2 separate regions of the Mus musculus genome follow, and region 1 is linked to region 2. A link is a loop called in an ENCODE intact Hi-C map of the cell type or tissue named here. Cell type or tissue: heart. All regions are shown on one strand. Links, peaks and the distances in the headings refer to the core of each region. The heading gives the core; the rest is flanking DNA. Region 1 overlaps Skil (SKI-like). Region 2 holds the start of Prkci (protein kinase C, iota).

Region 1 (2,814 bases), core at 261-2,760, 110 kb before region 2:
TTCCACTAAGCAGGGGTCACTCTCTGCTCACATCTTAGAACAACACTGAAAGAATGAATTGCCATGGTTCCAGCAGCTTCCTTGTCCTGGCCTGGTTTATAACTTGTCCTCCTCACATACTTCCACGGTCACTCCACTTACGTGAGGGAGCGAGGTTCCCTGACAGAAAAGTGGAGGAGCTGAAGGTACCAGATGAAGGCAGACAGCAGAGACGCGCTATCCATAGGTCCCAGTGGGTTAAAGGACAATCACCTAACGAGACACCTGGCCACCTAGCTAGGCTCCGAGCTCTCGGCTCTGAGAGGCTCCAATCTCACCGGCAGTCAGGAGGTGGGCGGAGGCCAGCAAGCTCAATGAAACCCACAACTGTGGGTACAGCCCAGTGCAAAGACTTGCCTGGCATAACCCAGGCCCTGAATTCAGTCTCCAGCACAAGTCCCTCATATAGGGATGGGCACCAAACACTAACAATTAGGGAAGCTGGCTTACATGTCCCAGTATTTTAGGTCAAGAAAGAACACAAAGGGAAGGATGACACGCAGTTCTTATTAAAAGTAAGATCCACTCCGAATGGCCCAGGGGAGGAGACATGCTGCTAGTGAGAGAACCCAGTGTGAGTGAAGAAACCTTGGAGAAGCAGCCCAGTGCCTGCAACCAACCAACCAACAAGCAGACAAAAAGACAAGGAACAACTCCTAGAGTCAGCTTTATACAACTTCACAATCTAAATGTGACTTTATTGCCAGGAAAAGGTTTTAAAAAAGACAACTGAAAAGCAATGTTGGGTGAGGTGGCTCATCCGTTAGACACGTAAGACACTTGCCAGTGAGCCGGACACCCAGAGTTCAATCTCTGGAACCCATACAGTGGAAGGAGAACTGACTCCTGTAAGTTATCCTCTGACCTCAACATATATGTTGTGGCACATATATGTTCCCCCCCCCATAAATAAATGTAATTTTTAATATTTAGAAAAGTAGAAAAAATAAAATATGGTAATTTGTATTGCTGTGTGTATGTCTGTGTTTGTGTGTGTGAGAGAGAGAGAGAGAGAGAGAGAGAGAGAGAAAGAGAGAGAAAGAGAGAGAAAGAGAGAGAAAGAGAGAGAGAAAGAATATGCAAGTGAGACCGCACCAGCAGTAACAGTGCATAGTGCATGCATTTGATCCTAGCTCACAGGAGGCAAAAGTAGGGGGATCTCTCTGAACTCAAGGCCAGCCTGATCTACAGAGTGAGTTCCAGGAAAGCCAGGGCTACACAGAGAAACTGTCACAAAACAAAATAAAACAAAACAGAATGGGTTATTCATGGAAGACTTCTACAGGAGTAGGTCATTTTTCTGGAAAAAAAAATTCCACAAACTGATAAAATACTCGTTAAGATTCAAGTGAATACCACAACTCTGATGTATTATTCAGAATCTGGCCAAACTCAACCACTTACAAAGTAAAGCAATCAGCTGTTCACAGGTTCTCAGCCTAAAAAGAACTGACTTCTAGCAATACATACTAAATGGCAAGTGTTCATAGACCACTAATAACTTGGGAGAAAGAGGAATCACAGAGTAGAACCATATAAACTGCTATAGCAATAGACAATCTGAGGGTGTCAGCATAGACCGGAGCAAGTCATTCACTACATTTCAATTGTGTATGACTAACCCAGAACTTTGAGTTACTATGGTAACTGGTGCTTAAGTCTTGAGTCTAGATGACATCATCAAGCTATATTCTGAATACTATCTAGATATAAACGTATTTGAAACATTTAAACTCGCTTTAAATATTTACAATTTCAGGAATCTGAAGGGTGGCTCTTGTGGAGGATGCAGGGTCAGTCCCCAGCACCCACATGGAGGCTCATAACCATCTGCAACTCCAGGTCTAGGGGATCAAACATCTTTTGATCTCCAAGGGTACCAACCACATAAGTAGTATGTAGACATACATACAAGCAAGCAAAACACAGAAAAATATAAAAATTTTAAAGACACACATGGCGTATTTTTTTTTCAAAAACCTGACTTCTTTAAAATTGTGATGATGCTCAAGGGTAGCTTAACCCCATTTGATAAGAGGACATGTTGAGAAAAATAATCCAGGGAAATCTAAGATTATCTTGAACTAAGTGAAACATTTTGGTTAAACTCACTTAAAAAACAAAACTCTTTAATTGGTCTTATATCTTAAACAAGTCTAGATATAGTGCCCAATAAATCATTTCAAACTTTAAAGTTAATAATCACTACACTGAACCACGCATTAAAAAGGCTTTCCTAGTATTCCCACTAGAATCTGAAATCTTCAGAATCGCTTGCAAGAATTTTTCAAAACTTTGACTTGGAATATGACTTTAATCATTAATTTCATTTCAAAAGTCTACTTTGACTTTTGTGGTCATTGTATTCATAATACAAGCACAATGTGTCCTTTTTTAAAAAACTTGAGGCAGTGTCTTGTTGTATAAAGCAGGCTGACCTTGAACTCAGAAATCTACCTGCCTTTGCCTCCCAAGTGCTAAGACTAAAGGCTTGAGCCACCATGCTTAGTTATGCGTTTATTTCAGCAATTTCTCTACATTTGAAACACCATCTAAAGTAGCTGCATTTATTTATTTTTAAGCATTCATCTTCCTCAGTTTCTATTCTTTGTTTCTTATTCTTACATCTGTCAACTAAAAGAGTCACAGAGCACAGGTTCTAGTTTGCTGTCTGTTGTTGCAATAAATACCATGACCAAAGCGACGGACGTGGGGAAAAGGGCTCTGTGGCCCACAGGTCCAGCTAACAGCCCATCAGCACGGGGAGTCAGGGCA
Region 2 (2,814 bases), core at 165-2,664:
GTGGCTCTTCCAATCTTGCAAAGTTTGTTCATGGCTGACCATGAACCAAAATGCCTAAAGCAATTATTATGACAACTACCAACTTTTTAAAAATTTCAAAAAAAAAAAAAATTAGTGCGTTTGCGGAGACTATTTTAACCTCATTTTCTCTGTTTTAAGTGAAAAGAACATTGTCTACTGCAAATTCTACGAATTAGTCCCAAATCAGTCAATGTCAGAGGCTGGAAGATAACACACAAATCTAAGGCCTTACATGTACACATTAAGACATGTGCAGCTTCAGTTCTCTTGAAAGGAAAACAAGAAAGAACCGGGAAGGTCTGCTATCTTCACTGATCCCCTCAGGAATGTGAAAGCACGCACAGCTCTTTTAACCTTGTAGCACTTGAAGCTTTTAAAAGCAATTTATTTCTGCCTAGACAAGCAGAGAGGTCTTCTGTTAATCCCTGCTCTCCAGTCTTTATGCTCACGCTGGCCTTTCACCTCAGCAGAGATCCTAAATTATCTCAAACCACACACTGAAGTCAAAGGAGAGGAAGAACTTTATGATAAGTCACGATAGAAAATGATTTGGGCTATGCTCAGAACTGGATTACTTTTGGCAGAGACATTAGTTTAAACGTTTGGTAATCAAGTGGGGTAAAGATCGTTTCTAGAATTTAAAGCCTTGGCTTCTCACCTTTCGATAGCTCACCCTAACTTCCAAAATGTGGGTCAGCACATTTGCACCTTAATTCTGACCACCCAGGATCCAGTGCACATCCTATTAAAAAGTATCGACTTTGGTACTAACTCTAACACCTATAGCGGCTCTCTGACCATAGTCCAGACTTATTTCATGAACTCTCCCACGGCGAAGGATAGATGTAAACCTGATTTATAAGACGGAGGCTTCAGGCCTGTCTGCAATGAAAGGAGCCACCTAACGAAGCAGTCCAGGCTTGCGTGCCCACAGTAGTGAGTGAACAGAGGCTTCCCTCGAAATCTTCAATCCACCCAGTCCCGAAACAGTTGCAAATTTCTCCGTCAGCTGATTTGTCCTCCCCTCCGGTTGCGCCCACTCTCCTCCGCCGACTCCTGGCGACCTACACTCATACGTCCAGGGTGCCACCAACCGCACCTCTCGCCGCCCCCACGATCGCTCGGGTCCCTGACCGCCAACACTCACCCGCGGTAGTAGGCTTTCACCCGGACCTGGTGGGAATGGTCCCCGCCGCCGCCGCACGCGACCGTGTGGGACATGGTGCTGCTGTCCCTCTGGGTCGGCATCTCCTCACTCCCCCGCCTCGCCGCAGGAGGCCGAGGGGGCCGGGGCAGCGCCGGGCGCCGCGAGGGTCTCGGCCTCCCGAGCCTGTCGGGAAGCCGTGGCCGCCCGCCTCGCCGACCAACACGCCTAGCCCGCGGCGCGGAGCGAGCAAGGGGTCGCTTCGCCGCCAAGCCCGAGCCCCAGCGCTCCTCCCTCCGCCCGGCACAACACGCCTCCCGCCGCGGCTCCTCCCACCACGCTCGCTCCCAAGGCCGCATTCCGCGGCAGGGCGGGCTCAGGAGTCGCGGAGCCCCGGCGCTCTCATCCTCACGGGGGGGAGAAGAGGCTAGCAGAGGGAACAGAACCCACCAGCCTACTAACAGACGCTCTGAAATGGGAATATACTTGGATATTAATATAAGTAATTGTAAACCACGCCTTTAAATGGAAGGATTTCTACAAAACAACCTACAGAGCACCCACGCTCAAGGTTGCTTCCCCTATTTCTTCTATTTAGTCTCGTCCCAGCTAGCCCGCCACGCTTCCGGAATGTATTTGCTGCGCGGGATTCTGGGATTTGGAGTCCCGGTGGGATTCTGGGACTTGTTCCTTAAGTGTAGAGTGCCGCGTTTTCGATCTTGTGCTTCCCGGGAGTTGTAGGCATGGAAGTCCTGAAAACCGCTTGAGTATCTGAGGGCACTGGAAAGATGGCTTCGTCAAGATGTAGAATCTCCTTCCAATTAAATTCTCCATGTCAATTTCATTGATCATTGAAATTAAACAGTTCCCTTTTGGGGGAACAAGATTTGATTACCTGCTCAGCAAATCCTTTTCGGGGAGAATTTAATAATGTAGGTAGCAAAAGCATTAGTGAATGCAACGAAAGAAGAAACTCAATTGGGAGATACCACAGGAGAGAGACTTCTTCAAGGCCCTCAACCCGTGAATATTGCCATTCTATAGAAGAAAGTGCCCAGTGAATACTTAACTAGTGTGTCAGTTCATTAGCATTTATTTTACTTACACTAGTCTGGTCGAGAATTAGAAAAAAAAATCTGTCCGTGTAACTTACTTTCGGACTTCCTCAGATCTTGCCTGTATCACTTACTCTACCCTTAAGGTAGCTTGAATCTAGCCACCAGGTCAGCTCAGATAGCAACATGTGCAAATTGTTGAAATAAGCAAAGATATGGCTTTCTTTTTGTTATTGTTTGTTTGTTTTTGGTTGGTAAGAGGTTTTCTCTCTGTAGCTGTCCTTGAACTCATTCTGTCAGGCTAGACTCAAACTCAGAGATTCGCCTGCTAGTGCCTCCTGGGTCCTATTAAGGGCATGTGTCACCACTACCCAGCAGCTTTCTTTATAATCATACATTAGATTTGGTTGCTTGCTTTATCAGAGCTACTATGTGTGACACTTAGCTTGGTACTAGCTTCATCCAACGTCCACAAATTTGGAGTATATGAAAATTTCCACTAAATAACTTTTTTTTTTTTAACAATTAGAGGCTGCATCATCACGTTAAATATGGATTGATTGCTGATGGTCATTTTTTTTAATTATTATTTTA

What was found. A loop is a pair of places that touch in the nucleus more often than their neighbours do. Peaks named below come from ENCODE experiments on the same cell type or tissue, not always from the same donor. Only the 100,000 strongest peaks of a DNase experiment are listed, where the experiment ranks them.
Region 1: it touches region 2 in a loop (2.2-fold over the local background); 1 of 42 quality-filtered maps calls a loop at or near these places.

Annotation. Positions count from the first base shown.
Region 1 is chr3:31,108,136-31,110,949 of GRCm38, reverse strand. The region is part of intron 2 of Skil (SKI-like); the gene reads right to left. Among named protein-coding and RNA genes, the nearest start is that of Skil, 14 kb to the right of the region's middle. In heart, for the core only: a CTCF peak has its summit at 1,608; no DNase peak of the experiment used is centred there.
Region 2 is chr3:30,994,440-30,997,253 of GRCm38, reverse strand. It overlaps Prkci (protein kinase C, iota), which reads right to left and starts at 1,483. Exons shown (of 18, transcript NM_008857.3): 1 at 1,169-1,483. The coding sequence starts at 1,269. In heart, for the core only: a CTCF peak has its summit at 1,331; DNase peaks (open chromatin) are centred at 1,493 and 1,813; H3K4me3 peaks cover 2,416 bases; H3K27ac peaks cover 2,220 bases.